Regions from separate parts of the Mus musculus genome. Here region 2 is linked to region 1. A link is a loop called in an ENCODE intact Hi-C map of the cell type or tissue named here. Cell type or tissue: left cerebral cortex. All regions are shown on one strand. Each heading gives the region's core, and the rest is flanking DNA. Links, peaks and the distances in the headings are about the cores only. Region 1 overlaps Nin (ninein). Region 2 holds the start of Gm9997.

Region 1 (15,991 bases), core at 5,165-10,164:
CACTTTCTGATGTCTGAAGCCTCCATGCCTCGGCCACTCCCATCACCTCCCAGGACACTGTGGTGTCCCAGTTCTTGGACCCTATTCTGGTACATGTTTCACAGCCTACACCCTGGGAAGTCAGCCATCCACCGACCTGGCCAGTGTGGAAAATGAAAATGCCCTTGTTCCCAAAGAGGGCTGGTCCCTCGGTTGCTCAGGTAACCTGCGTTCTCTTGAGTCCTTTTTAAATTTACATCCCTTTACCCAACACTTCTCATCCTGAGCTCTTGACTTAAAATAACTGGCAAGAGTCTACTTTGGCAAGCTGATGGATTAAGTGATGGGTGTTCAGGCCACGTAGAAAGTTCACTGATTTGGCTAAGGTCAGGCCAGCAATAAGGACATAGTCCATTGCTTTGTCTGGATATTGTGGGCATTTCTGGTTGAATGGTCCTGAAAGCCACTTCCACTAGTACATCGTTCTTTTGATTGGTGAGAATGAGACAGAACAGCTGAAGGCTTTTTGGCAACCTCAGCATCTTGTCCCAAATGCCACCGATCACAGGATTCTGTCAGAACCTGTTTCTTCCCCAGATTTCCAGCCTCTAGAAATTTCCTTGCCTCAGAATCCTCTCCCAAACAAGACATATGTTTCCTATGAATTGGCGTAAAGCACTTGAAATAAAAGTTGTTAGTCTTCTGTCTTCTTGCTTCTCAGTGGCCCAGGCATCCCGAGGGAGCTGGTTAGTAATGCAGTCTCAGGCCCTTCCCTTGGCCTACCGCATCAGTGTGTATTACAGGATCTCTGTTTGATTTCTGTTCTGTTCTTGGAGACCTGTTCCACAATACACTTACCACACAGAGGGAAGAGAGAGTCTCAGTAAAATGTCTGTGCCTTTCCTCCTGTCTGTGGCTTCTGTGACTCACGCTACTTTTTCTCCTGTGGGACTCAGGAACAAACTGTCTCTCTAACAAGCCTCCACATTCCCTGTTATAAGATAAAAATTATAGGATGGCTATCAGAGAGCGCAAAATGGAGAGTCAAACTCCTTCCTCTGTCTACATCTTGAGACCTCCTTTTGCACACACACACAAGATCACTGTAACCCACTCTTGCTCTTTCCTGGGCTAACGCATGAAAATATAACTTCAGGATGTTCTAAGGAACGTCACTGCACTCTGCCCCAGTTCACACTTGCTGGGCTAGCATGCTGCTTGAGTTTCTTCTCCTGTTGCTGGAATAAAATGTTCTGATGAAAGCAACTTAAGGGAGAAAGGGATTTGATCTTTGCCGCTTTTCCATTGCTGGGACGAAGCACCGTGACTAAGGCCACTTACACAAGCATTTAGTTGGAGAGGGTGCGTCTACAATCATCATGACAGAGAGCCTGATGACAGGCAGGCAGGCAGGCATAGGGTTGGAGCAGCATCTAAGAGCTTATGTCTTGATCTATGGGTAGAAGGCAGAGACAGACAGACAGACAGACACACACACACACACACACACACACACACAGAGAGAGAGAGAGAGAGAGTCTATACCTGACTTTTGAAACCCCCAGTGACACACCTCCTCCAACGAGGCCACACTTTCTAACTCTTCCTAAACATTTCCACTGCGGACCAAGCATTCAAATATACGGACCTATGGTAGCTATTCTCATTCAAACCACCTCAGATTTATTCTGTTTCACCATTCAAAACACAGCCCACCGTGGTCTGGAAGTTAAGGCAGCAGGCACTTGAATCAGCTGGTTATCACACTCACGTTCTGGAGCAGGTAATGATGAATGCACGCTGCCGGCCAGCCGGCTCACTCTCTCCGCTTGGGTAGCCCAGGGCCCCAGGACCCCAGCCACAATGGGCAGAGCTTCCCATTTCAGTTGAGATGATCCTCCACAGACATGGCTGGAACTCTCCCAAGTGATGCTAAATCCTGTCAAGCTGACAATTAGCACTAACCGTCACATGCCAATTTGAAAACTTCAGCACGAGCCAGTTATCACTTAGATCACTTAGAACTTGTAACATTTTAACTAACGTCTTGTCAAAATTGTGAGAATCTGTATGTTTTAAGTAATTTTTAAAAACATTGATAATAATAATACTTGTGACATTTAAGGCTGCCAGACCTGGAAGAATGAATGGGGTGGGGGGTGGGGGTGGGGGGGACAGTTGATTGCTAAGCTGCATAAGATTATGGAGATGTTAGAGATGGGGTTTTATTTCATTTGAGTGAGAGGGGAAGTCACCATTTCTAGAGAAGGAAATTCTTTTAAATAAGAATAGAGACAACATTATGTGTCTGGGCTTTTGGAGTAGCAGGGGTATGAATTTCTGCTGGCCGGAAGTGTGCTGTGCATGTGGTATTTGTGTGTGTTTGAAACGCGTGATTGTTCTTTCTTAGATGCTGGAAGAGGTGTTTCTCAGCCTTGATCCTGATGGAACAATGAGTGTGGAAGACTTTTTCTATGGTCTGTTTAAGACTGGGAAATCCCTCACGCCATCAGCATCTACTCCCTATAGACAACTGAAACGGCATCTCTCTATGCAGGTAAGAGATCAGTGTGCAGAGCCCCGTGTGGTGGCGCACACCTATGATCTCAGCACAATGGGCAGGGTAGAGAACAGCACTATAAGCTGGAGGTTAGCCTGGGCTACATAGCGAGACCCTGTCTTAGAAAAGAGGCACCAACAGAACATTTTCTTTCAGAATAGATGTTTAAAATTCATTTAGTAATTCTGAATGAATTAATCCGCTGTCTAAAGCAAAATACCATGAAGAAAAAAGTATTCAGAGATTGAGAAAGACTAAGCCGTTTGAAAGAAAAGGATGGTTTGAGAAATGGCCCTAAATGACAGAGTGTGAAGGCCACTAATTATGCCTCTTGATGACAGTGATGAAGAAACCTGGTGTCAAGTAGACACCGTCTCATCTCATCTATTGTGAGGAATCTCCCGGAACGGTTCTCTCTGCTAAGGTTGGAGGCTTGACTGACTCACTGAGAACCAGAGATCCGAGGCGCAGCATGGCGTTCTCCATTCTGACAGTATAAATTAACTTCTGCTCTCTGTGGCCAGGACTGGGTAGTCCCAGCCTTGCTCAGCATTTAGCTGAATTTCTGGGGTCCGACTCAGTTTCCTTAAGACTCTTCTCTTCTTCCAGTCTTTCGATGAGAGTGGACGGCGGACCGCAACCTCGTCAGCAATGACGAGTACCATTGGCTTCCGGGTCTTCTCCTGCTTGGATGACGGGATGGGCCAGGCGTCTGTGGAGAGGATACTGGACACCTGGCAGGAAGAAGGCATTGAGAACAGTCAGGAGATTCTGAAGGTCTGGCAGCTGCACTCGCAATCTAGGAAGGGCGTGTCAGCTTATCTTTTGAGACTGATTTGACTTGATTTACTTACTGACTATTAAGTTTGTGAGATCTCAGAAATGAGGTAATTTTTCCTGCTTGCGTTAGCCAGAAGCCTGCGGCTGACTATCTCCATGTTTTTAACCTCAAGTTATTGACATAGGAAAGCTCTTAACTCATCTTTGGGCGGCAAGGTTTGAAATTACCCTACTGCGTTTCTTTACAGTGTCAGAAGGGATGTCAGAAGATACAAGCAGCCGACCTTGATTTTTGTAAGGAAACAGGTTTCTAGATGAGAGCTGTTCCTAAGGAGAGGGACCGGCCTGGTCTCTAGCCTGGCTTCAGTCTGCCTCCACACTTTCTGCTTTCTGAAGCTGGGCCTGTCATTTGTTCTGATTCTCAGGCCCTGGATTTCAGCCTGGATGGAAACATCAACCTGACAGAGCTGACGCTGGCTCTGGAGAATGAACTTTTGGTTACCAAGAATGGCATTCACCAGGCAGCACTAGCTAGCTTCAAGGCCGAGATCCGGCACTTGTTGTAAGTTGAGCAGAAGGTTCGCTGGTCTGTTTCCTTTACTTGTGTCTCCCATATCACCAGGCACCTTTCCCCACCCACAGGCCAATGTGGCCGTCTTCCATCTCTAACTGTTAAACAGTTACCCTCCTGAGCTGAAGGGAATTGCGCTGGGGCTCTGATTGGCTGCAGCATGTGAAGGGAACCATGGAAAACCTTTTTGTTTGGGGAGGGTTTTGGTTGTCTTGGTTTTGTGTTTGTACTGAGGCGAGCCAGATGAGAGGGCTTTTTTTTTTTTTTTGGGTCTCCTGGTTGCTTGGAAACGGCTTCCTACTAACTCACTTTATTTCTAATTCTAGAGAACGAGTTGACCAAGTAGTCAGAGAAAAGGAGAAGCTACGGTCGGACCTGGACAAAGCAGAAAAGCTGAAGTCTCTCATGGCTTCCGAGGTGGACGATCACCACGCGGCCATTGAGCGGAGGAATGAATACAACCTCAGGTGTGGCCAGAGGGCCGAGGTTCAGCATCCTCCCCCATCCCTCCCAAACCCCTGCTTCTCCTCTCTAGCCCCATTCTTCTGGCCCCTGCTCCTGGCAGGGTGAGACCAGAGCTGACTGCAGAGGTCTAGCTGCAGCCCAGCCACTGGGAAGGCAGGACACGTTAGGCATTTTCTCTATGCGTCTGTCTCCAGTTTTGGAATGTCCATATACTGTCCTCCAAGGGATCCACAGGCCACCTATTGATTTTCCTGTTGTCCTTGCTTATAGGAAACTGGATGAAGAATACAAGGAGCGCATAGCAGCCTTAAAGAACGAACTCCGCCAGGAGAGGGAACAGATGTTGCAGCAAGTGGGCAAGCAGCGGGTGGAGCTGGAACAGGAAATTCAAAAGGCCAAGACGGAAGAGAATTACATCCGGGACCGCCTTGCCCTCTCCCTGAAGGTAATCTCTTGGTAGCGCCATGGCCTGGGTCTATGCTAGGTATCTGCACAGAGCACTGTCGTTCCCTGAGGGCACAGATAGGGCTAAACCCAAGGATTCTCCCTAGCCGTGGCCTAGATGTGGTGGCGGCCTTGGGGTGTGGAGTGGACAGCGTTCATGAGTATATCCTGTTCTTCACAGTCTTCCCGCTTCTCCTCAGGACTGGGTGGAACTTGGCTGAAAACCTCAATTCCAGAGCTGCTGCCCTAAGCTTCTCCTTAGCCTCAGCCTCTCCCTCCCCTTCCTGTCTACCTCCCATTCTTATTCTCTGGACATCACCAAACATGATTTTCCTCTTGTGATCTTCCCTCCTCTGTCCTAGTGGAAGAAGGTGACCTTCTCTTTTCTGGGCTCTCATACCAGATAGCATAGTACTGGGCCTTTGGGCATAGTACCACTGCCTACAGGAAAACCTGGATGATGTTACTCAAGCCTGTTTCCCAATGTGCAGATGGTCACATAATAGCTCTTACTCATTACCTTGGTGTGGCTATCATACCAGATGGTACAAGTAAGCTGTCTACAGAATAACTGGTTCAGGGAAAATGTTCGCTATCATGAGGTGCCCCCGGGTCCACACAACAACTGAGGAAAAGCCAAGGCAATGAGCAGTTTCTGCCATCTCCTGAATTCTCCTAATCATCAGCAGCATCAATTGCTGAAAGTCCCAGAAATTAAAATTCTTAGCCATCTGCCCTCAGTACCACTCTTTAAGTCATGTTGGTGTTCTGAAATAATATACATATCTGTGTTTTCCAGTGGCCCCTGTGAAAGGGTCATTCAATTCCCAAAGGGGTCACGACCAACAGGTTAAGAGTCACTGCTCTAACCTCGGCTCCTTCCAGTGCCCCGCCCCTCCCCTCCCCTCCCACTGCAACTCCCGTGAGCCCCCTGTTCCTCCTGTGTGCTCCTTTGTCATGTCCCCAACACCACAGGCCATCTTCCCTTTCCATTCCCATTACACCCCCTTTCCTGTTCGGCTTGCTTTACTGTGGTGGCTAGGTGCCACACTGTCCCCTGTGTTCAGTAGCGATATCTGATTTAGCCTCCAGGGCAGCAGCCAGTGTCTGGAAGGCAGGGCTTGCTCCTTGTTCAGCATGTGAGTGTGGGGACTCTATTTTAATAAACTTAATTTTATTTTTTTACTTACCCACTCTACATCCTGCTCCCTGCTCCCCTCTGTCACCCCTCCCACAGCCTTCCCTCACCCCCTTCCCTTCTCCTCTGAGAGGGTGGGGCCTCCCTGGGTATCCCCCACCCTTCGAGGCAGACAGTGTGGGTATCCTTTGAGAGGCAGAAGCCCTAGAGTTGATATTGGAGGGGAAGGTAGCATCTTTTTGAAGGTTTAAGTACATTTTTTTAAAACTCCATATTGCTATGTTAGAGTGTGAACTAGAATACATAAAGACATCCTGGCTCTCCGTGCTTTTGGCAAAATGTACTCTGAGAGTAGCATTCTTCCAATCAGCCTTTACCACTGGAGAAGAAAGAAAATATGTCAAATGGCAAGCTCTATGTTTTTTTTAAACAAATGTGGATGAAATCTTTCTAGAGTATTATGAAAGATCTTTTTCTTTTTAACGGGAGAAAGTTTGTGAGTTTCAGTTGGCTTGCTATTTTACTTTATACATAAAAATTACGAACCATTTATGTGTAACTTCTATATCCTTAAACCAAAATTGTAGGTTAACTATAAACTATAATGCCCATGAATTATAATCAGTTTTAGATTTACTCTTTTTGTAGTGCTTCTGAGTCTCTTGCTATAGCTAGACAAGGCCTTTCTTCCTTCCTTCCTTCCTGTTAACATTAATTGGTTTGGTGGGGCACACGCTGGTGTGAGCATGTGATGATCAGAGGACAACTTGGTCCTAGGGAGTCACATCAGGCAAAGAGTGCCTTGTCCCTATGAGTCAGCTAATGCTCATTCTAGAAATGGTACTTTGTACTTTATTACCAGATTTTTTTTCTTTTTCTTTTTCTTTTTCTTTTTCTTTTTCTTTTTCTTTTCCTTTTCCTTTTTCTTTCTCTTTTTCTTTTTCTTTTTCTTTCTCTTTCTCTTTCTCTTTTTCTTTCTCTTTCTCTCTCTCTCTCTCTCTCTCTTTCTTTCTTTCTTTCTTTCTTTCTTTCTTTCTTTCTTTCTTTCTTTCTTTTTTTGAGACAGGGGTTCTCTGTGTAGCCCTGGCTGTCCTGGAACTCACTCTGTAGATCAGGCTGGCCTCGAACTCAGAAATCCGCCTGCCTCTGCCTCCCAAGTGCTGGGATTAAAGGCATGTGCCACCACTGCCTGGCTATTGATTTCTTACACTGAGCAATACATGAAGAATATGCTGTTTAAAATGCTCCTCTGTAATGCTGTGTAGAAATAAAATAAAGCCATATGGGTACTTTCCTTTTAAAAAATAATTTATTGCTATAAAGGAAAATTTCGGTATTAAAAATAATATCCAATTAAAAGGTAAGATTAATTTTGAATGAATTAACTCAGTGTCTACAAGGCACTATTACCACTAAATGGAACCAGTGAGCACAAATAATTCTGTGCTCTCTCCTATGTTTGTAACTTACTGTGTGAGATCCAGTGTGTATTTTTCTCTGACAGTGGGTCTCAGTTGGTTCCAGATGTATTTCAAGTGCTCAGTATCTGCACGGGCCTTTTAGTAGCTAAGATGTGGAACATCACAATTTTATAAGGTTGTAATTTTTTTTAATGGTTTACCTTTATGTGCATTGGTGTTTTGCCTGCACATATGTCTGTATGTAGGTGTCAGAAGCCCTGAAACTGGAGTTACAGGCAGGTGTGGTCTGCCATGTGGGTGCTGGGAATTGAACCCAGGACCTTTGGGAAAGCAGCCAGTGCTCTTAACCACTGAGCCACCTCTCCAGCCCCTATAGGTTCTTTTTAAAGGCAGACTTTTGGAATCATGAGGTAGATATTAACCTTTTCATCATTGTTTGGTTTCGATTCTCTCTAGTTTTCACAGTAGATCCAGCTTTCTTCATCCCCAACCCTGTCTCATACTTCATATGAAGTGATATCAAGGACAGTCCCCTGATTTCTGACTTTGTGCCATGTTTATTTTCCCAACTTTCTCAAGGAAAACAATCGCCTGGAGACTGAGCTTCTGGAAAACGCAGAGAAGTTGGCAGAGTACGAGAGCCTGACGCAGAAGCTCCAGCGCAGTTTGGAAAATGTGTTAGCAGAAAAGGTAAGTCTACCTGCTTCCGATTTCCTGGTGAGCTGCCCAAGATGCCACTCGCCCAAAAGAGCAGAAGCAATGCCAAGAACATTTTTATGAGGGAACTGTTTGGGTGCCGGGAGGAACTTCTCAGGGTGTGACTGAGGATGGTGGCTGAGAGGGAAGCAAGCGTTGCTTGGCGCTGAGATGGGCTCCCTCCCCTAGCTGAACACTAGCTGAGTAGTTTCCTCCGCTTCTGATTGGTGGTGTCTCTGCTTCAGTGCCTCATTCTTGTCATATTTGGGAGCTTGGATGACCCCCAGAAGCTGGGATCTTTGGAATGTGATAGGTCAAAGAAGGGCCCTTGGGAATAATGACATCTTTGTTTTTTTGTTTTTTTTTCCGTCCTTTCTAGTTTGGTGACCTCGATCCCAGCAGTGCTGAGTTCTTTCTTCAAGAGGAGAGGCTGGCGCAGATGAGAAATGAATATGAGCAACAGTGCAGGGTGCGTGCGTGGCTCATGAGAACTAAGCAACACTGGAGGGCCTGGGTTCAAATCCCAGCCTCAGCAATGCCTGGGCTTGTCAGGCCACTGAAATCTATAGAAGGAAACTTCCTTTAAGCACAGTGCTTAAAGGCACCCAGTAGGCAGCTGCAGAGCTTCTGAGAAACATTGTGTAAAGTGCTTAGACCAAAGCCAGGGACATACAGAGCACATGCGTAAACTAGCTGTTAATATGACTCAGTGTCCTGGGCTGTAAGCAATCAAGCCAATTCCATTCTGGTCTACCTTATCTTGCTACTACATAGAGGACTCTCTAATTTTTTGCTGAGTGAAGAATTAATGTGGCTGTATTGATGTTCTTACCCCAAAATTAGCTTCCCTAACTGATCGCTGAGCCCTGACCACAACACAATTCGAGTGATGTCATCACCCCGAGAAAACCGTGCTCTACTTCAGCCAGCGTCTCCTATTGTCCCCATCCCCATCTCGGCATCATCCCTCCACCCCGCCCAGTTTGTCCTGCCCATCCTTTCCCCATCCCCACCCCCCTTCCCATGTCTCCCCCTCCTCCAATCCCCATCCCCACTCTCTCTTTACCCCTAACGCAGCACAGGCAACCACTGGTCTATTTTCTCTCAGCTAACAACTGGTCTTTTGCGAAGGGCTCTTTTCACTTGGTGATAGTGTCCTGGTTCATCATGGTGTTGTATGTATCTGTTTTCTGTTCCTTCCCGTGGCTGAATAAAGTCCCATCGTATAGATATGCGGCATTTTGAAATCAGCTAATAGACATTTGGGTTTTTAGGGGCTATCATGAATAATGGTCCTAAGCAGATTTTTGTGGGGGCATATACTATATTTCTCTTGGGGTTTATACCAGGAGGCTTTCTGCTGAACCACAAGCTAAACCAATGTTTAACTTCTAGGGATTGGCAGAGCTCCTGCAAGCTTATTTTCTATGTTAATTTCCTACCACATGCATGTCCTCACCCACCACATCTTCATTTACAGCTGTGGTCATATCCTATCATAGGATTTTATCATTCCCCCTGTAGCTTCTAATTGGTTGTTTGTATATCTTCTTTGATGAACTTTCTGATATAGCCTTTGTCCACTTTTAAGTTGAATTCCTTGAATTTGATTTCTAATAATCTTTATAAATTCTAGTTACAAGTCCCTTATCTGATAATTAACCAAACTGTCCTCCAATTACATAGTCTCTTTACTTTAAATTTTTAAAAATTTTTTATTATGTTTATGTCTTTGTCTGTGTTGTTTCTGCACATGAGTGCAGTCCCACAGAGGCCACGGGAAGGAATGAGATCCCCTGGACTGGGAGTCCCGGGTGATTGTGGTCCACCTGACATGGGTGCTGGGAACCAAACTCAGATCCTGTGTGTGAGCGAGACGGGCTCTTTCTTTGCTTTTATCCGCTCTGTTTTTCTTGGTGCTTTCTTGGTGCCGCGTGTAAGACTGGTGTTTTTTTTTTTTTTAAACTCCAGCTATTACAAGACCAAGTGGATGAGCTTCAGTCTGAACTAGAAGAATACCAGGCTCAAGGCAGGGTGCTCAGACTCCCCTTGAAGAACTCGCTGTCAGAAGAACTCGACGGTCACAGTGGTGGTATTGAGCCCGACCAAGGTAAACACATTTGCACACAATCTTTTTGACGTCTGCGTTTGACCTAGTTTGTGCTACAGTGGCTGGGTGGAGCACTGCAGAACACTGGCATCCTGGAGTTCAGGGAGGGAGAGACTTTGGCAGTCTCATTTATTGAGCAACGTCACTTGTGGCTGGGTTTTTTTTTTTTTTTCCATTTGTCCTTGAATTCTTTACAAAAAGTATTTGTGATTCTGATATTGCTGATTCTTCCCTCCCGCACCATGGCCGCTTGGTATGAAGATGGTTTGGAAGTTATAGCCAGTTACACACCACAGAACCCGTAGCTGATTTTCATAGGCTGCCTGGGCTAAGTGCCTTATTTGCCTCTGTCAGAGCAGCAAGTTAGTTAAGAGCTCAAGCCTGTGGCTTTGAGGGAGATAAGGAGGAGTGAGGCTCTTGGGTGGGCCTGCCTGGGGGCCACCATGCAATCCAGCTCCTTGCCTGGGTCCCTCCTGCCCCTTTCCTCTGTACATTGGGTTTTAATTTGAGCAAGGTTCCTGTGTGCTCTGCTGTTCCTCATGCCGTCTCCCTTCCCTTTGGTCATTAAGAAGGTAGCTTTTCCCTTCCCTCCCCTCTCTACTGTGGGATCAGCAGGAGTGATCCAGGAGGAGGTGTCAGAAGTTCTGAGTCCTTCTCTCTGATCCTTGATTCACCAGGTGCAGCTCTTCCACCTGAAGACTGTTCCAAGAAACTTCTGCCATCTTGGACGGGGTGGGGGGATGGGCCAAAATATGTGAGGAGAAAGCCCAAGGCAGGCCTGTCCATCCTGGGTGTTAGAACTCTGCTCATGAACAGTTCTCCATCTGCCTGTGTATCTCCAGATGAGAAAAGTATTTTTTGAGTCTCCCTGCCCTAAGAGATCTCTGCCTAGCAGGGAATATACTTGACCTTGTGCTAGATCAGCCCTCGACTTCTGCTCATGATTTCAGTTTTCCCTTGGTGCTTATTGTGGGCAGTGGGAGAGGTGAACCCTATGAAGGCATTGAGACTCCTCTCAGTTGCCTGCACCCATGCCCCTGACCCGTCTGGATGAAAATAACGTAGACACCTGGTAAAACAACTAAAACAGTATTGAGGGATGGACTGGCATCTTGGCCCCTGAAGTTAGCCCCATAATACAGAGCAGTAGCGGTGCTAGCCACTTACATCATCCCTCTGAACTTGTCACTGGGTACTTTCTGGATAGACAAGAAGTCAGACAAGAAGTTGGTTAGTTTGACCAAACTCCCTCATGCTGTTTCCCCAGCACATAGCCCTTTTTCTTTTTTTTAAAGATTTATTTATCATTATATCTAAGTACACTGTAGCTGTCTTCAGATGCACCAGAAGAGGGCATCAGATCTTGTTACGGATGGGTGTGAGCCACCATGTGGTTGCTGGCATTTGAACTCAGGACCTTCGGAAGTGCAGTCGATGCTCTTAACCACTGAGCCATCTCTCCAGCTGAGAGCTCATGTTCAACATATTCCACACACACCCATTTATCATTCAAAAAGGCGGATTCAACTAAGGCTTGGCGTGCTGCCCATGTTTAGAAGGATCTCCTTACCTGCTTCCTCTTGTTGCCCTGATGCTTGAATGTGGTGGATCCCATTGTTCCCAAGCACTTCACAGCTGGGAAACGAGGCTGAAAAGGAGTCCTTAGTGAAGCCATGCCCCCTTGCCAGATGCCAGAGTATGCCAGTGAGTGGGCCTGAGGCAGGCTCGGTGGGTTCTGTGTGCTTTCAGGGCCTGGATCTGAAGAGTGCAACCCCCTGAATATGAGCATTGAGGCAGAGCTGGTCATCGAGCAGATGAAGGAGCAGCACCACCGGGACCTGTGTCACCTGAGACTGGAGCTGGAAGACAAAGTGAGTCCTGAGTCCCAGTCTGACCCTGAGTCTTGTCAGCGTGTGGGCGGACCTGCTGCCTTCTCCTCTCAGACCAGCACTTCCTGTGCATTTCTTCTGGAGTTCAGAGGCTGCCAGGAACCCATTTCCTCAGGCTGAAGTCAAGGCCTGTTCTCTAGTCTCTCCAGAATGTGATGTGTGCTTAGTCCCTCATATTGTAATACACTAATTATGGTGTTTTTAACTTGTTAAAAAATAACTCAATTGAAAAAAAAAAAAAACAACCAACCCTTTCTTTGATGTAGAATCGCTTCCTAGATTAGATACAAGCTCTAATCCTTGGCCTCTCAGTCCTGCACTATGTGGCTTCCATTCACCTTCACCATGTTTTTGGTTTTCTTTTTATGTATGGTTATATGTGTATGCATGTTCACGTGTATGCATGGTTAGATGTGTATGTAATGGTTATATTGTGTTTGCATGTTTATGTGTGTATTCATGGCTACATGTGTATACATGTTCATGTGTATGCCTACTTAAGTGTGTGTATGCATGGTCATGTGTGTATGTATGGATACTTATGTATGCATGGTCATGTGTGTATACATGGGCATGTGTGTATGTATGGATACTTGTATATGCATGGTCATGTGTGTATGCATATTTTGTGTATGCGCGGTCGTATGTGTATGCTTGGTTATATGTGTATGCATGGTCACGTGTGTACTGGTCATATGTGTATGTATGTATACTTGTGTATGCATGGTTACATGTGTGTATACACGGCTCCCCCATTGGTCTAGCTAATTGGCTTGCCCAGGGATCCTCTGCCCCCCGACACTGACATCACAGGTAAGAGCCACCATGCCCAGTTTATGTGGATTTGAGGGATGGAGCCCAGGTCCTCTTTACTCAGTGCCGCTCCCCAGCCTCTGCTTCTCTTGTTATGACTCCACTGAGCAGATCCCCACGGGTGCCCCTTTCACCTTCCCACTTCCCTACTACAGCCTTAGGATCGTAAAATATGTGTTTTAAGTCTTCAGATGTTTCTTGAACTCTGTAAGGAAGGCACGCAGAATGCCGTATGAAACACAAAGTTGGAGAAGAAATTGTTAGTTCAGTGATAGCCAGGAGCTCGATGGCCAGCCAGCCTAGCCTGTTTGGTTTGTTCTGAGCTAGTAGTGAAAGACCTATCTTAAAAAAAAAAAAAAAAAAAAAAAAAAAAAAAAAAAAAAAGACGTGGTTGGTGCTTCAGGAATGGCACTGTGGTTGGTTGTCCTCTTGCCTACACATACACACACGTGCGCGCGCCTACACACCTACATGTACATATATGAACACTCACATACCTAAGTCAATAAAGATAGACCTGGCTTCACTTAGTATTTTACTTCAGGTAATTTTGAGCTAAGTTTGCACTTTCAATGAGAACGAGAAAACGAGAGTGTCCTTTGGGACAGAAGCACCTGTTGCACCCATACCCCTTCCCCATATCACAGAACCCAGTCATCCCGTGGTTTCACTGTCCGGTTCTAGGTGCGCCACTATGAAAAGCAGCTGGATGATACCAGGGTCGCCTCTGAACAGGAGCAGGCAGCCATGAAGCAGAAGTATGAGCAGGGAGTGCACACCTTGGAGAAGCGAGTCAGCGAGCTTCGGAGTGAGATTGCAGACCTGGAAGGGCAGGCAGCCGTGCTGAGGGAGGCCCACCACAAGGCCAGCTGCAGGCACGAGGAGGAAAAGAGACAACTGCAAATGGCGTTCGATGAGGAAAAGGCTCAGCTCCAGGAGGAGCTGCGGCAGGAGCATGAGAGGGAGCTCCAGGCCAGGCTGCAGCAGGCAGCGGAGAGCTTTCGCCAGGAGAGAGAGGGACTCGCCCAGGCTGCCTGGACTGAGGAGAAGGTGAGAGGCTTGGAGCAATCTTACCAGGAGCAGCTGCTGAGCCTGGAGGAGAAGCATGCTCTAGAGAAAGAAGAGCTGAGGGAAGAGCTCTCGGAACATCACCGAAGGGAACTCCAGGAGGGAAGGTAAGAAAATGAGGGGACCGTGAACTACTGGACACTCTTTCTCCGGAGTTCCTGTCAGCCAGGGAGGACTGGAAAACGGGATCGGGGTTGGGGGAGCAGAGCAGAGCAGCCCATGGATTTGAGTAGGTTCTTTCAAAGTTAATCAAACTAGTTTTGTCTTGTTCACCAGGAAGTCTCCTTTGGTCATTGGAACTGTTCTGGTGTGTATGTATGTGGGAGAGGGAGGGAAGACAGGCAGTCAGAGGAACTGTCCCTGCGTGACACTTACTGTCTTCCTGTGCTCAGATGAGGACCAGATCCTTTCTACTGCAATGCTGTCTGATGCTCTCTGAGGAAACCCATTCGTACACTGGATTTGGAATACTCATATTTATTCCCCTTTACGAAATGGCATATTGTGTTTACTGTCCTTGTGTGAAATCCCAGGTATAACTGAGAGATTTCGAGTTTCCCACCCTGTTTAATGCAGAGCTCTTTTGTTAATTAAGCAAAAACAGAAGAGAGTTATTAATGTGCCTGTTTTATGCAGCTGAAATCCTATGGTGCCTCTTTCAAAATATTTCCCAGCTGAGGAGTGAGGTCACTATGTCTTTGGTCATTCAATGTGAAATGCCAGTATAAGGCATCATTAAACCACATAAGTACATTCAGGAAGCCTATTAAAGGATTTGGTTTCGTAAGCTCCCCCTGCTTCAGAGAAAGATAAGTTTCCTGGATTCCTGGTCCCCAGAAGAAAGAGCCTCTCCCCGAACACACGAATGGCCTAGGAACCAGAGCATTGTAGGAAGTGGTCCCATTGTCTGCCCGGCAGCCTCCTTTTTGTATGGGAAAATGTTGGGTTTGCTTCCGGAGTTGGCAGCAGTCTCAGTAATGCTGTCTGTTGACCACATTTAGGGAAGAAATGGAAACAGAGTGTAATAGAAGAGTCTCTCAGATAGAAGCCCAGTGCCAGGCTGACTGTGAGAAAGTCACTGAGCACTGTGAACAAACTCTGCAAAGCCTCGAGGTTCGCCACCGCCAGGAGCTGAGGGACCTCTTGGACCAGCACCTGGAGGAAAGGTCTCAGTGGGAGTTTGAGAAGGATGAGCTTACACAAGAGTGCACAGATGCCCAGGAGCAGCTGAAGGAGGCGCTCCAGAGGGAGAGGGCGACCGCTGCGGCCATGAAGCAGGAACAGGAGATACTGGAGAGGACATACAAGGACCGTTTGAATATCCTGAGCACGGAAAGAAAGCAGCTGCTGCAAGACCTGAAAGACCTACAGAACGCATCTGAGAGCCAGCATGGCCTCCTGTCTGGCCAGATACTTGAGCTGAAGAGAAGTCAGGAGAGAGAACTGAGGGACCAAGGGCAGGCGCTATGCCAGACGGGGGTCTCTGAGCAGCTGGCCAGCCAGCAGCTCGAAAGGCTCCGGGTTGAGCATGAGCAAGAGAGGCGAGAAATGACGGGCAAGCTTGCCGCCCTGGAGAGCGCCCACAGAGCAAGCCTTGAGAGAGCAGATCAAGAGAAGGCGGAGATGAGCACAGAAATCTGCAGGCTTCAGAATACAGTCAAGGACATGCAGCAGGCAGCATCTCTCTTGATGCTTCAGGGTGGCTGCCAGGCAACGGCAGGGGAGGAGGCAGAAGGAGATGGAGCCATGTCCCTGCTTCAGCAAGGCGAGCAGCTATTGGAAGAAAACGGAGATGTCCTCATCAGCCTGCAGAGAGCTCACGAGCATGCAGTGAAGGAAAATGCAAAGATGGCTACTGAAATTTCCCGATTGCAGCAGAGGCTGAAGAAGTTAGAGCCGGGGTCGGTGATCTCGTCTTGTTTGGAGGAGGGGACGTCTGAGATTTCTGGAAGTTCCAGGGAACAAGTAGAACCCATAATGAAACAAGGTCCAGCCACCAAGCACTTCCTGAGCGATCTAGGAGACCACGAGGCCCGGGACCTGGCAAGTACCGGGAC
Region 2 (15,991 bases), core at 3,860-8,859, 55 kb before region 1:
CCGGGCCTTCCAGCTTCCTGCTTTTGAAATGCTATGGTGTCTACCTCCTCAAGGAGACTGACCTAAGAGGTCACATCAGTTGGTTCCAGGAGCCTGAACTTCCCATTGTCCTTTCTGTGGCCTACAACTCTCAGTGGCAAGGGGGCTTTGCCCAGCGTTCTTGTGGAAATAACTTGTGGATGTAATAAAATCAAGACATATCCTTCCTTCCACAAGGGCTACTCATGGATCCTGCAAAGAAGTTGCCTCCGGGCCCATACCTCCCTCCACCTCTAGCCTGGATTTGCAATCCTGTTTGACTACTTGGTATTTGGAAGCATAGGAAAGGGAAGAACACTTAGATATAGTTAGCACTGGTTTTGAGGGTAACATATAGAGCAGGCATGGGAGAAAGCAGCAGGATGGGGATCCACCCAGCAACCTTGATGGCAGAAGGACCACCAATTCCAATGACTTTCTGTTCTGCGCGGCTGTAACAGAGGGTTGACTGCATTCTCCGAAGTTTATACAAGGGGCAGGGCACCTACGAGAATGAGGTGGGCAGCTACTGATGCTTCTAGAAAAGGTAGGATGTCCAGAGGCCTCAATGCTCTCCAGGGTCCTTTGCTTCTTGGGGCCCTTTCCCATGACCTTCAAAGGGCTCTCTGGAGCTAGGGAACCCAGGGTCACCTGCAGGTGACAGAGGTACCCGCCTCCACTTAATGTCCATCAAGCTGGGGTCTTCGCTCTCCCGAAACGTTGTGGGTTCTGTGCCAAGCGCCAAGAACTAGTAGATGCCTTTGAGAGGAAAAGGAGGTGGTGGGCAAGGGACCGCGGGGTGGCAGTGCCAGCTGGTACGCTGAGGCGACCTCTGGGTGCAGGACTGACACGCGGAGCCAGGGCGTTCCCAAATTCAAATCTCCCTGGCGGGGGCTCGCACCCGCCGACTCTCAGCCGCTACCCGCTCCTCCCTCGGCTGCGGCGGGAGGAGGAGCCGCGCCCTGGCCGGCGTCCCCTTGACTCCTCCCTGCGCGGCCAGGCTCTTCCTCCCCCGCGGCCCGATCTCCGGGTGGCGGCGGCTGAGCCGGGAGCAAGCGCGCTGGGCGCGGCCGTCCCGTGCCGCCCGGCCAAGCCCGAGAGTCCCGCGGTCATGGTCTGTGCGGTGGCGCGGGGCGCCTGAGCCCGGGACTCGGTAAGCGACAAGCTGGGGAGCCCCGGGGGTCGCGCGGCCTGGGAGATCGAGGAGGCCTCGGCTGCCAATGCGCGGTCTACGAGGGACCCCGAGCGCCCTGAGCGGCGCAGACCCGCAGATCCCGGTCCTGCACGCGGTGCGGCCCCGGAGGGGTTCTGTCGCCGCCGGGTGGCGGCTCGGGGGAGGGGCGACGGCGGGGGCGGAGGATGCGCCGGCGCGCTTTTGTGAGCGCTGGCCCCTTACATATGGAAATGACGCCCGCGCGGGTCCCTAGTTGCGTCCTCTGGAAGGACGCGTGCCCGGCTCGGCGGCGTGGGCTGCTCGGTGTCGCGGCGCTCGCAGGGCCCTAACAAAGCGCCCTTTGCTTGCAGAGCTCCGGAGGCGGCCGGCGTGGGCGCTCCCCAGAGGCCGACGGAAGGTAGGCGAGGCCGGCGGGGCCGGACCACGGGTCTGGCGTGTGAGCTCTGCGACCCGCGAGGGGACAGGTGGAGTGGGGACGCCGCTCGGGTTGCTAGGAACCTGGGCTGGCCCGCCCTCCCGCCACACCTCCGCCTCCCAGACCTGCGGCGCCGGGAGTGAAAGCTGCCACTGTGCCTCGCTCCAGCAGCGGGCAGGAGCTGGAGCGAGCAGAAAGGGTTCTTGTTCTGTGGGTCGAGACCACCCAGGCAGCCCCGAGATCCAGAAGCTGAAGGGGAAGCCTGCGTGGGGAGCCCCTGGGTGTCGATCTGAATCTCTTGGGAGCGCAGAGCTGCTTGGAGTCCTGAAAGTGGAGATTTTAGAAGGTGCGTAGGATCCGTGCAGGTAGAGACTTTTGGGTGCAGCTAGCAGGAAAGGGTGGTAGTGCGTCGTGACAGTTGCTCTGAAAACCGCGAGTGAGGAATGAAGTGAGGAGAGGGTGTAGGTGGGAGAGAAGTATCCAAGACTCGGGTCTGAACTGTAGAACCACCCCCACTTCCCCTAAAAAGACAAGGCTGATGGAAACCAGCCTCCGCTTAAAGCTCTGTTAGTTTGAGAGAGGTTGGGAAGGAAGGATGGTGCCCTAGCCTCGACCCGGAAGGTGCTAACGAAAGGGGAGCTGGAGTCCTGCATTGCTATGGATAGTATTTCCAGACAACTTTGTTATGAGACGGTCTCATCGTCCCTTACCTGGGACAGACCCTTTCCAGGCGGTGAGGAAGTCCTGAGGAGGCTTTCCCTGCAGCTCAACCAAAAACAGATTGTGGTTGTCTGCGAGGCTGCCACGGTAGCGTTTAGGGTGCTCATCCCAGTTAATCTCACGATAGCACCTGAGCTTGGCTCTTGGACCATGAACTATTTCTCAGTTGGGTTCGCTCTGATAGGTCACCTTAGCATAAATTTTATATGTATGCTTTCCGAAGCTTAACAAACCACAAGGGAATACTTTCCTGATACCGGTGTAGCTTTTTCTAGGGTCTTCTGCAATGGTGAGCACGGGCTATTAGAGGCTGACCTGGAATATTAGTATGTCTTGCTGTGGAATTGAAAGAAGCGGTGAAATATCCCGACTGTTCATCAGTAACATCTCAGGCTGGCTGAAAGAGAGGAGTTCGTGCTGTCTCTTCAGCTGTGGTTGGTGTTCATAGGGAGGTGATCCGGGGCAGCGGGTATTGGCAACCTGCCTATTTTCAAGGCTCTCTGATGTTTTAGAGGGAAGCATTCTGAACTGCAGTGTTGAGAAAGCAAATGGATTGCCATAAGCAAAGGCATTGCCAACACACAGATGCTGGGACAAGGAAGAGGAAGCCACCCTCTATCTATGCGGTCCTCTTGTTGAAATGTCACGGTCCAGTCATTTTAATAGGTGCTCGCTCAGAATGTCACAAGTTCTTTTTTTCTTATTCCCTTTCATTTTAGATAATGTAATGGCCCTTCATATCAGAAGATGTTACCCCACAGGACAAGAATAGGGGGCTCCACAGAATTCTGAACAGTCAATCTTAATAGTCAGTGTTCTTATCACGAGTCAAATGTTGTTCAAATAAATAGTTTTAAATGTCACTGTAAATGACTTTTTAACATTTTACCAGTCTTGATGCTTCCATTTTGTGTTGATAATGAAAATACATTTTCTAAGCCTTACCCTGATCGAGGGCTTGGCAGTTACATCAGGATGTCTTTAGAGGGATTCAGACAGCCTGAACCTTTTAGATGCTTACTTTTATAAATGCCAACTTATGTGTAAGCCAATAAATAATGCAGTTTGAGTTCTGGCTATTGATCTTACATCTATTTATTGGCCAGAGGCTTGTGGGGCGGGCTCACTGAACCCAACAAAAAAGGTGTATTTATCTGGTTATATTCAGAAATGAGAGAATTCAAAACATTATGGAATTATGCAAATGAGAAACTTCATTAGAAATTAGCTCTCTTCTTTACTGCAATTAGTACAAGCGATTATACACTTGCTCTACGTGGAAAGTGCTCAGAGCGTTGCTCTCCTAATACCTCAACAGAGTTGGGGAAATATCATCTGTCGATGTGATGTGAGAACAGGCATTTTCTACTCAGGCCCTAGGAGGCTCACAGCTTCACCCATCCTAAATTAATTTATGTAAATACAGCTCAAGAAACGAAAGTTGTTTCAGGCTTTCCTCTTCCTTCCTTCTTTCCTTTTTGTAAGTAGCAAACACAAAACTCTGTTTAGTGTTTTTGTTTTATTTTGTGTGTGGCTCCTCTAGCTTTGTAAGTAGTTGAATATAAGTTACTGGATCTGTTGTGCGGAGCTGTTGTTTTTCCTTAACTGATTAGGTAATTCACCTGCTATTAGGTATAACAAAAGCCTGGATTCACATTAACCTGCAGGGCAGTGAAATCCTCACTCTGGTTTAGGTTGAGAGTAAATGCTGGCACATTGTGCTAGCCTTGGCACAATTAAACTTTAGAGTAGGTTAGCAGAACAAGTGTTCTTTCAGACTCCTCTGAATGTGAATTTTCCCTGTTCAGTGGCATGTAGGAGTTTACCTACTTTTTTCTACCTCACCTCTGTCCCTGCTGACGCTGTCTTGCTTTTGGTTTCCAGCTTGAAGGCAGGAGGCACTGTTTGAGTTGGGAGGAGGCATTTGGCAGTTTGTGGCTAAGCAGCAAATAGTACTTTGAAAAAGTGTTTTAAGTAAAAAATTGGGGAGTCAGGGGTGGGCAGGGCATTGCTTGTTCTGGAGCTGGTGTTGTATTTGAGTTTCTTCTCCTTGTTATTTCCTTTTATAATAAAATTAGTATAAGATTAAACCTGGAAAATTTTGCAGCTGGCAAAAATGTAGGGGGAAAAAAAGGGAAGAAAAAAAAAAAGAACACTTTAATTTGATTATGGTTCATTATTAGGGTCTAATAAAGGCATAGGTGAAAAGCCTGAGCAGGCAGGGTTTGTCTGTGTTCATCACTGCAGTCCCAAAGTAATGTAGTTAGTCACTTGGTGGTCACTGCCTGGGCTGTGCCCCCACTCCCCCAACAGCTGTGTCTGAGCACAGGTCCAAGAGCATCTATTATGATGCTCTCTTGAAAGGGGAGAGGCTGAGCCTAGAGGGCCACGCACACGTGCTGCTGCAGAGCTGTTCAGCTGCTGGGCCATCTGGAAGGGAAATAAAAGGCCTGGGCTAGGGGCTGTGTGTGGCATTGTGTTTATTTTTATTTGGTTTGCACTTGCCAGTCTTTGTCTCCCTTTTACTCCCTCTAGCCCAGAACCCACCCTGTCTGGGGTTCCAGACTTACAAGCTCCTTTCTATAACCTGGTGTGGGGAAGTCCACACATGCACTTCACACTGACCTGGGTAGAGCTGGTGACTTCATTACACCAGTTCTACCTCCACCTATTTCTTGGAAGTCCCTGTTGGCACCGTGTTTTCATCAGCTGGGGTGGGGGGTGGGGGTTGAATAAAGAGTGCATACAGCACAGACATGTGACCGGTGTCTGTCTGTGGTCTAGTGACAGCCTTGTTTTGGGTTCACTGGGAGGAAGATGCTCGAGTAACTGTCATTATGACCGGTTATTGGGTAGTAAATGTTTTGATTGCTCGCTCTATACATCTGCCCCTTATTTAACAGTCCCTAGTTAGAACGCCAGCATATTGCCCACACCAGGCCTTTTATTCCAGAGGAGTCATTAATGGCTTCTGACTAGCTGTTCTCCTGAGGGTACGGTTGTCATCCTTAAGCCGGAATTGCTCTTTCCAACTTCAAGGAGGACTTACTACTCCCATTCAGCTTTTTTGTAAGTTTCCTGCTGCGGCTGGGTGCCTGCTGGGCCTGACTCTGGAAAGTACTGGCTTCCCAGATTAGACCCTAAGTATTCATTGGTGGAAAGACATGGACTGGTGCGAGATTCCTGAGTTGTATCCATTCCTGAAGGTTGGGGGCCTTTATGGTTGTCTCATGTAAAAGTGCATTTCTTCTCAGCCTCAAATCCCACTGCTGCTTTAGGACAAGAGGGTGCCTGTCATAGATGCGTGTTCCTAGAGACTTGTAGGCTGTACTCATTCGGTCTATGGACCAAGGTAACCGGGATCCCCCACCATCCCGCATTCCAATTTGGAGCAGTGTGTGGCTTGAGACCGTCCAAGGTTTTCTTAGTACTGTCCAGCCGGGTGACACAGATCAGGGAACACAGGTTGTTCAGTCCCATCGTTGCATCCTGTGAGCATGTGTAGGGCTGAGGGACAATAATGGTCACACCAGTAGAACCTTAGCCCCTCCTCCACTATAATGCTGTGTCTTTGAATAGGTTGCTTAATTCTTCCTAGGCCCAATTTCTACATTTGAAATAGGGAAGTGATACTATCTATACCCCCGAACTAGGAGGATTAAATTATATGATCAAGGCGGTATACATAAAGTACCTGGCATAGGCCGGACTCCTAGTAAATGCTGGGAAGAACATAATGCCTTCTGAATTCCCCACTATGTCCCAGCCTTTCTGCAGCTTTCTGACATTAAATTTATCAATACTCTGCCTCTTTAGGCTCAGGGAGCCAAGCATTATCCACTATCATTATCGCTTATTAATATAATGATGCTTACGAGGGGAGCGACAACTGCTCCTTCCTTCCCTTGTTCAGTCGCATTCCACGAGCTGCTTGGTTGCTCTGCAGGCTGACTTCTGCCTGATTGAGTTAAATTACGCTCCTCTGGCTTCCTTTCCAGGCCTCGGGTGTTTTCTTGCTTGATTTTTCAGTTGCCTCTCTTGGGCCTGTTTCTCTGAGCCTAGCCACTAGCTTGCCCTACTTAGTTCTAGAACAACCCCTGCAGATGGCTGTTGTTATCCTCATTGTCCAAACAAATGTTTTAGCTTGACAGTCTCCTCCAAAATCTGCGCCCCTAACTGAGAAACGCAGCTGTAGCTTGTGACTGCATTCTACACTGAATTACACTTCAACGGCTCCGCTGTGGTTCAGTACTCATTGTCGGTGCCCCGTTACTTCTTGGTTAGGCCTAACCCTGAAAATGCCCTTGAGAAGTGAAGATGTATGTGTGGAAGAAGTCAGGGCAGGAACAGTCTATGTCAATTTTGGCATCTTCACCGGGGTAAATATTTCTCCCTGGAACCTCCCTAACATGAAGTCAGTCCATTTACTGAGTCCCTGGCCCAAAGAATAGATTGTACGATTCAGCTGGGGGAAGGGAAGGAGATAACGAAGGAGAAACTGTGGCCTTTACTCTTACCTTTCTGGCAAGTGGGAAGGGGAAACGTTTCTTGCACGGGAAATTACAGATGAACATTTGGAGAATTGTGTCAACCAGCAAAAATGCATTTGGTGCCAGATGAGAACTGACAGCTTGTCACCACGTGTCACATTTCCTGGATGTTGCAGTTGGAGCACTTGTTCCACTGGGGTGCAGCCCCTCCTTCGCCCATATTGCCCCTACTCCCACCCCATGCACCCACCCTCACACACCCTCACCTCCCACCCCCACCCCATCCCCCATGTACCCTCACCTCCCACCCCAACCACTCAAAAGAACATTCTCCTAAGCTGCTTGTCTGTGGCATGTAGGAAATGAAGTTCAGGGATAAGAAAAAAAAAAAAGGAAGATGTCTGATCTACTGGAAATCCAATTGTCTCTCTAAATCAGACATGCTAGCTAGCCAGATTCAAAGCAGCAGATAAGGTCAGGTGCACTGGGAGAGTTTCATTCTCGTTCACTGACTTAGTTGGACCAGTGGTTCTCAACCCTCCTAACGCCTTGACCCTTTAATACAGCTCCTCGTGTATGGTGACACCCCCCCCCCCCATAAAGTTACTTTCATTGCTACTTCATGGCTGCAATTTTGCTACTGTTACGAAAAATAATGCAACTATATGATATACAGGAGATCTGACATGTGACCCCTGTGAAAGAGTTGGTCTTCCCCGCAGGGGTCGTGACCCATAGGTTGAGAACCCCTGGCTGAGACAGAAAGTAATGTTTGAGGGGGAAAGTGTTAGGACTCCTCCTCTTCGGAGTTCATAGAGAGTAGAGTTGTCTTGGCTTTTCTGAAGTTGCTCAGATTACAACCCAGCCGACTCTTAAGAAAGACTCTAAGAAAGCGCTTCACACTGTGAAAATCCCAGAGCCCCCAGGGATTCCCAGCAGATCCTAGTAGACAATTAACTGGCCCACTCTAGGCAAATCTCATTAGCCAAGCTTGGCCTTGTCTGTGTTCCTTTTTTTTTCTTCTTTTTTTTTTTTGTGGTTTGGTTTAACACCTTGGCGTTCCTTTTTTGAAGCTTTGATGTTTATGTAGCACTCCCAACATATTTTGAAAACATTTACATACTGATTAGTTAACCCAGCAGACCAACCCTGGGAAGGCAGCCAGAGCCTGCTGCACCTCAGTGGTTTTCTGCTGATGGAAGAGACCTTCCCAGCCCTGGGAGCCTGGACCTACTCTCTATCACACTGCTTTCACAGGTGTCCCTAAACACTAAGCTGTACTGCAGCTTCCTCCCAGGTCCTCTGACGTCATCCAGTGTGGGGTCATGGCTTATCTTCAGTTTTTTTTTTTTTTTTTGGTTGGGGTGTTTGTCTTTTTTGTTGGTTTCACACACACACACACACACACACACACACACACACACACACACACAAAAGATGACAGGGTCTCACTATGTAGCCCTGGCTGTTCTAAAACTCTGTAGACTAGGCTGGCCTTGAACTCACAGAGATTCGCCTGTCTCTGCCTCTCAAGTGCTGGTATCAAAGGCATCCACCACTACACCTGGCTATTTGCCTGTCATGTTATGGACAGTTGTCTGTGGAAAGAAAGAAAGTGGCCTAGAGGGGCGTTGCATTGTTTCAGAAAGCTCCATTGCCCTGGGCCTGAGCTGTGTGCAGCTTAAATTACACTGTCTGCCTTCCTGGGAGCTGCTCTGAGCTCTGACTCAGGGCTTTAGTTAAAGGGGCTGCTTTTACTGTTGGTGCTTTGGGGGGTTGGACCCAGGGCCTTGCACATGCTAAGCATCTATGATGTTCCACTGAGCTACACCCCCAAGCCCTGGGGAAGGTGCTGTGTTTTGTAGTCATGGGGTTGGCTGAAAGCCTGATTGCAGACGCCTGAGGTCACCATCCCAAGGGTATGTGTGCGTTTGGCACCCTCGATTGCATCAGGAAGCTGCTTCCAGGTGTGCAGCATTTGGGCTGGATCCAGCACATTAAAAATTGATTATTGTGTACAAGGAGAAGGAAAGATCTTTTTCATTTTTTTCTTTTTAAACTCTGTATGTGTGTTACTTGTCTTCGTTCATTCATTCTCTCTCTCTCTCTCTCTCTTAATTGAAACAGGGTTTTCTGTGTGGAACTTGCTCTGTATGCCCTGCTGCTGTGAACTCACAGAGATCCATCTACCTTTCTTTCTTTTCTTTCTTTCTTTCTTTCTTTCTTTCTTTCCTTCCTTCCTTCCTTCCTTCCTTTCTTTCTTTCTCCTTGTTTTTTTTGAGACAGAGTTTCTCTGTGTAGCCCTGGCTGTCCTGGAACTCACTCTGTAGACCAGGCTGGCCTTGAACTCAGAAATTCGCCTGCCTCTGCCTCCCAAGTGCTGGGATTAAAGGCGTGCGCCGCCACGCCCGGCCTGTGAACATCTTATCCTTGAAGTAAAATACCTGGATTTGTGTGGTTTTATTTTTAGCAAAAGATGACTGAAAGCTTTTGGTGATGTCAGGTTTTTACTGATTCTAGGGGGGGGGTGAAAGGCTGGGACCCGGGAATCAGTAATGAAAGACTGAGCAGTCGGGAATGAAGCGTGAGTTGCTGGCGGTGGAGGAGTTCAGAGATGCTGTTCAACTCTCCCAAAACAGCCAGTGGCTCCTCAGGAAAGGTGGGCGGTGTTTTACCCTTTCTCTAGGCAACTAAGCATTACCTAGAACACCCTGGGGCAAAAGAGAGCCTTGGGGGAATACTTTCTGCCTGCTGTGTGTAATTGCACCAGCAGGGCTAATTGAGCTGCTTTTTGAATCAAAGGCTTCTGGGTGGCATAAATAGGGAGATGGCTCAGCCAGTGCCTCTGATGTAGCTGTGATGTGGAATACCTAGGCTGAATGGAGTGAAAGTTGGCCACACCTCAGATCCCAGCATCTGGGGAGGTTGTCTACAGCTTGCTGACTTGTCTGGCAGCTCTGACCACCGTAGTGACTGAATACTAATAATTATCTCATCTGACCTGACCGGCTGGTAGAAGAGACTTTCACTTTCCTGAGTCCCCAGGCTGATAGGTGAGAAACCCTTTCAGGTGTGAGACAGGCCATTTGCCTGTCAGGAAGGAGGAGGACTGCCTGCCTAAACCCTTCCTGCTAGGAATGCTACTCCATTGTAGCGGTACAGTTGTGCCCTCGTGCTGGTGTGTGTACAAGTACCACTGGCCAGGCAGGGCCTTGCTGCAGAGTGTTCCAAGTGGCTGATGGGACTTGGGGGGGGGGGGGGGAGATGTGTGTGTCCAGGTAGAGCTGGGGAAGATTCATGTGTCCGTCCAATTGTGACCTGTCCCAACCTGTCTTCCTTCATGTCCCACACAGGTGAGCGCTGTGGGCTATGGGATGGATGAGGTGGAGGAGGACCAGCATGAAGCCCGACTCAAGGAGCTGTTTGACAGTTTTGACACCCTGGGAACTGGGTCTCTGGGTCAAGAGGAGCTCACTGACCTCTGCCACGTGCTGTGCTTGGAGGATGTGGGCCCGGTGCTGCAACAGACGCTACTCCAGGACAACCTCTTGGGCAGGGTAAGATCTGGGGAAGAACAGAGTTGGTTGGAAGTGGGGCGCGGTTTCTGTCAGAGTACTGGGGTTGGTGGCAAGCCACAGGTGTGTTGCAACTTGTCTCTTGCAACCTGGCCGTTAGCCTGGGGCGTGTAGTTTGCTCTCGTGATAAGGGCAATGCTAGATTTAGTCTGCACTTGGAATTAAGTTGTACACTGAGCATTATGGGTAACAGGAGAAATTGACTGTTTCCCAGACTTTTTTTTTTTTTTTTTTTTTTGGAGACAGGGTTTCTCTGTGTAGCCCTGGCTGTCCTGGAACTCACTTTGTAGACCAGGCTGGCCTCGAACTCAGAAATCCGCCTGCCTCTGCCTCCCGAGTGCTGGGATTAAAGGAGTGCTCCACCACGCCCGGCTCAGACTTTTTTTCCTTGTTCTTTGTGGGTGAGATTTCATTGGAAAAGAAAGAAAGGCGGGAAGACAGCTGCCCTTCACAGGAAGTAGAAGTAGGTTTTCTGAATGATCTTCTAAAAGCTGGTTTTTGTGTGGGTCATTTTGAGGTGAAGATTGAATCTTCCGTTCAGGAAGGAAGACAGGAAGTACACAAAGCAGAGGCTGTCTCCAGTCCAACCCAACATGCATGGCGAGTGTGTGTGCAAACTGGTTAACTTCCACGTTTGGCCAGGCCATGCTTTTCCCCTAGATTAAGTCTCAGGCAAGAGAAAGAGGAAAGAGGTCCGTCCCCCCCCACCCCCCAACTTGTCCCAAGTCCCTAGCAGTGAGAAGGACAGATAGTCTGTTGCAGTCTGAGAATGCCTTTAGTTCAACCTCCTTTACAATGCTTTGTGTAGAGTTCCCCCCTCCCCACCTTTTGGCTCTAGGCCAGGCAAAATGAAGAAAAATGTTGCTAATGGCGACACCCAGTACACAGGTTTGTCCTGCGCTGTTACTCCGGGAAACAGTCCTGAAGCGTCGTTTGATTTTGCCAGATGCACCTCCTCCTCCTTCCTTGTTCACGGTCTTCCAACAGACATGTGGATAAGTGTCCCAAGGCATAGAAGTATTAGATGCGTGTCACATGAAGGAGGCAGACACAGCACTAACCATGAAGCATAAAGAAAAAAAGGATATTGGGGGATTGACATGTGAGGCCAAATAGTTCACACTTCAGGAAAAAGAAGATTTTGTTGCAAAAAGTAGGGCCACTCTTGATCACTTTGAGGAAGATTAAATGTTTGTGAGTATATGAGTATTTCCTAGAAAATGCTAAAACGACTCATTTGGAAAAATAGTAAAAACAGCAATATGCAAGGTCAAACCATTTACTCTATTTCATGTGCTCCAGGGTTTTGGGCATAGTGGAGAACAGAGTAGCATCTCCCAGTGTGGTCCTCAGGTTGCAGGCCTTTGGGATGGAGGCGTAGTTGCTGTTAGTGCTTCAAAAAGCACAAGGAGCCAGGCTTTGGCCGATGGTCTCCCTGAGAACCCCTCTCAGAGTACAAGGGGATCCTCCACTGCACAAAGATTCTGTTCTAGCAGCTGGCTTACAATTTGCTCTCCAGATGTTAGCCCAGACCAGGGAGCAGTTATCGATTGATTTGTTAATGGCTTGACACCATCAACCTGCTTTTTACCGGCTATTTGCCTGAATAGTGAGTACCTAAGTGGTCTACAGTGTGGTATTTACTTAGTGAGCCGGTGATAAAGTCAAATAGATGTCTGCATATTGATTTCATGTGGGAGGCCCCCGGTGTTTGTCTTGAGAGACAGCATTGTCATGAATTAACACAGTATGGTTAAATTTGCATCTTTATGAAACTGAATTATTCTCCTCGGTTGATTGCGTTGGCCATGTTCTTTCTGTGACGATGTCTCATGCATGGTTTGTAATTTTCAGTTGTAAAGCACTAAATCCTGGAGCCATTCTATGTGTCACCTTCAGGAAACACTGAGGAGGGATCATACAATGTTAAGCTGTGTTACAAATTAACATAATTTTAGATGACACATAGTAACTATGCATACTGATCTGTGGAATTTTAATACATGAGTGTCATGCATCATGATGAGGTCAGCTGACTGGCATTTTCTTGTGTTGGGAGCACTAGAAATCTTTTCTATTATCTTTTTTGAAATATTTTGTTAATCATTACCAACTATAGTTAATTTTTTTCATTTTATTTATTCTCTGTGTTAATATGTATGTGATTGTGTGTAATTATATGTGTATGAGAGAGAGAGAGAGAGACAGAGACAGAGACAGAGACAGCAGTGAGGGTCAGCAGACAACTTGAGGTAGTACAGGTTCTCTCCTTCCACCATTTGAGGCATGGGGGACTAAACTCAGATCCTTGGCAAGTTTCTGTTGTTGTTGGTTTTTGTTTGCTTATTTTATTATGAGATAGTGTCTCACTATGTAGCCCTGGCTGGCCTAGGACTGCTTATATAAACCAGGCTGGCCTCAAACTCACAAGTTCTTCCTGCCTCTGTTTCCTATTTGCTGGTATGCTGTGCCACCATACCAGTTCAGTCCCAAGCTGATTTTTTTTTTTTAATGAACTCACTTTGTAGACCAGGCTGGCCTTGAACTCAGAAATCTGCCTGCCTCTGCCTCCCGAGTGCTGGGATTAAGGGCGTGTGCCACCACACCCGGCTTCAGCTCTTTCTTATTAGAAGTTTATAGAAAACATTGAAGACTGGGGATATAACTCAGATGACAAAATCTGGAATCTGTAAGGCCCCCGGTTCAGTCTCTGGTACTATCACCATTAAAGGGTGGAGGGAGGGTGGGTGGGTTATAAGGATTAGAAATTTGACTTAATAAGTAGAAAAATTAGCATGACAAATCTTAATAACTCATCAATTCATTAATTCATCAAACATAATTGTGTGTCATATGGGATAGCCATTCAATTAGTCTCATTGTATTGATACAATTTATTAATGCTTACTATATACTATGTATGTATTGTTCATAAAATTGGCTTTTGGATATATTAGGATCAATTATCTTCCTAAATGCTTCTGACTTTAATTTTATCTTTTGAATAATAAACACCTTAATTGAATACAACTTTTATTATATCAATATGTATGTGTGTGTGTGAATTTTCTATGCATTTGCTAATAGACCATTTCCCTTCAAGATAGAGTTAAGTTGATCTGTCCGGATTCATAACTTAAGTCGATATTTCCTGATCCTGTTACTGTTCAGATGTTTAAAAGGTGTAATTTTAGGATCCTTGATTTAAAGGAAAGGATCAGGTACATGTGTCCAGTCCATGTCTTTGGCTACACATATGTGAAGCCCCACCCTAGGGCCTCCTCGAGTTATGGAAGCATTGTAGGCTGGTTGGGTGACATACCTGGTGGGTGACTGGTAAAGGGATTGAGTGCTGTGTCCACACAGGGCAGGATGCTATGTTGACTCTTTGCTGGGCTGAGCTTTTACCAAATATCACCTGATATTAGATGCTTCCTGTTATTTGCGACCTTATTTTTTATTTGTATCAGTTTTAAAAATCAGCATATAAAGCAATGGGTTTCATTATGACACTTTTTTTTTTAATCTTAAGATTTATTTATTTATTTTATGTGTAAGAGTGCTCCATCTGCATGTACAGAAGGGGGCATCAGATCCCATTACAGGTGGTTGGGAGCCACTATGTGGTTGCTGGGAACTGCACTGGAAGAGCAGGCAGTGCTTTCAAGTGCTGAGCCATCTCCAGCTCCCATTATGACAGGTGTTCCCTTGAGCCTCTCTCTCTTTTACCAGCAATTAGGATAGAAAGGAGATAGCTTGCTCTGGTTTGATACGTAGCTTCAATTCAATCTAGATAGCTTAGATTTAGTTGATCCGTCTGGAATCCTTCAGGCCACATTCATGTTGTGCAAGGCATTTCCTTTCCTTGTCCGACATGACAACTTTGAGACAAGACAGTTTCCTGGAGTTTTGAAGGTTTCTATCACCGCTTTCCTTGATAAAAATCTAAAATACACCGTGCTCTTAGCACACCTGTTATAAGGAAAACAAGCAGAACTCCAGTGTCCCACAGGTACCTGACCTTGTAAGCCAAGTGTGATGGCACACACCTTTAATCCCAGCACTCAGAAAGCAGAGGCAGGCAGATCTGAGTTTGAGGCTAGCCTGGTCTACAGAGTAAGTTTCAGGACAGCCAGGGCTACACAGAGAAACCTGGTCTGGAAAGAACCCTTCCCCCTTCCCCCCCCCCCCCCCGCCAAAAAAAAAAGAGATAAAAGTTTTAATATTAAATTTTGGTAGCCACATAAACATATAATTTCTCTCCCCTTACTGTTCATCTCTTGGAGGCTTGGGGCTCTTTCAGGAATGCTGCTGTTAATTGGAAAGGTGGATTTGACTTTATTTCCTGGTCATTGAACGCTTCTTATGGTTTCTTTCTCTTACACATACGTAGCTTTTTGAAGAGTAAATCTGACATCAAGAAAGACTTTCTGGCAGTGCTTATTTGGACTCCTTCTGAGTGTATGCAATTACACCTGATCATCAGCTCCGTCCTATTTATAACCATCCGCAATCACACTCCTGTGGATTTCACCGAGCTGAGTCTCCTCTTCCCCCGGGGTGGGTGGGAAGCGTTCTCAGTCTCCTTCCATGTAACCTGTAGTAGTCAGGACTGTTATTTGTGCTGCTTTAGTGACTCTGAGTAGATTGCCCTTCTGCACTACAAGATTCTCCTTTGGGGTTGCTTCAAACTCCACCATGCCTGTGTCCCACCTGATCAGGGTGCTTCTATTCTATTGGGGATTTACTGTCAAACTCACTACAACATAAACTCGCATTTCTAAGCCTGTGACTCCTTAAGTCTCAGAGTATTTAGTGTGACAGGAAGCGGAGGTAAAGGGGTGACCCTGGACTCTGGAAAAGCAAGTAGGGCAAGCTGTGGATGGCTATTCTCATCTGACAGAATTATTTAAACAATGCCTGATTTCTCAGCCAGAGACAATGTAGTCAGGAAGGCTCAGTAAAATTTGTCAATATTTTCTGATACTTTTTATGGGTGGCTTTATGTCTGCCCAGGGTATTTCATGTCCTTCAGTGTCCATCACAGGTATTAGTCATCAGGGCTCATCTGTGTGACAAAGACTCCTAGTACCTAGTAAAGCTCGTTCAAGGTCAGATGACTCATTTGAGGCAGTGCCAGCATGGGATGCTAGAGTCCCCAGCCCTTGCATTTAAGTGCATGTGTGCACAGTGTCTTCTACACTAACTATGCAAAAGTGAATCTCATTCCTTCCCATTCCCTATAAACATCACAGTCCCCACCGCTACCACTGCCACAAGTACATAGGGACAACGTACTATCATAGTACAGTTCCTAATGTCAGACCTCAATTCAAATACTGACTCCTGTCACTTTTCAACTATATCATCTCAAATACTCCAAGCCTTGCTTTCTTCATCTGCAGAATGGGAAGCTATTGAGCTTCATTATGAGGCTTGATGGGTGCTGACTGTGAGGGTAGACACCAAAGACCTTCAAGAGAGCCAGAGAGAAGGGCCTGGCAGTAGGATGTAGGCAGGTTATCAGTTACCTGGCTGGGGGCTGCAGGTACAGAGAAGAGGGAGAAGAAAGGACAGGGAGGGAGGAGGGAACCACCAT

What was found. Hi-C counts contacts between places; a loop is a spot of excess contacts. Peaks named below come from ENCODE experiments on the same cell type or tissue, not always from the same donor. Only the 100,000 strongest peaks of a DNase experiment are listed, where the experiment ranks them.
Region 2: it touches region 1 in a loop (2.1-fold over the local background); 3 of 42 quality-filtered maps call a loop at or near these places.

What each region holds. Positions count from the first base shown.
Region 1 is chr12:70,043,197-70,059,187 of GRCm38, reverse strand. It overlaps Nin (ninein), which reads left to right. Exons shown (of 29, transcript NM_001081453.1): 6 at 2,390-2,536; 7 at 3,149-3,316; 8 at 3,745-3,881; 9 at 4,217-4,357; 10 at 4,626-4,800; 11 at 7,938-8,048; 12 at 8,434-8,523; 13 at 10,026-10,164; 14 at 11,914-12,035; 15 at 13,551-14,041; 16 at 14,936-15,991. Among named protein-coding and RNA genes, the nearest start is that of Nin, 52 kb to the left of the region's middle. In left cerebral cortex, for the core only: no CTCF peak of the experiment used is centred there; DNase peaks (open chromatin) are centred at 5,301 and 8,272; H3K27ac peaks cover 1,447 bases.
Region 2 is chr12:70,097,034-70,113,024 of GRCm38, reverse strand. It overlaps Gm9997, which reads right to left and starts at 5,807. Exons shown (of 3, transcript XM_030247034.1): 1 at 5,698-5,807; 2 at 2,318-2,366; 3 at 1-2,128. The coding sequence starts at 5,807. The coding sequence ends at 1,442. It overlaps Nin (ninein), which reads left to right and starts at 10,171. Exons shown (of 29, transcript NM_001081453.1): 1 at 10,171-10,374. The coding sequence starts at 10,192. In left cerebral cortex, for the core only: no CTCF peak of the experiment used is centred there; a DNase peak (open chromatin) is centred at 6,413; H3K4me3 peaks cover 211 bases; H3K27ac peaks cover 307 bases.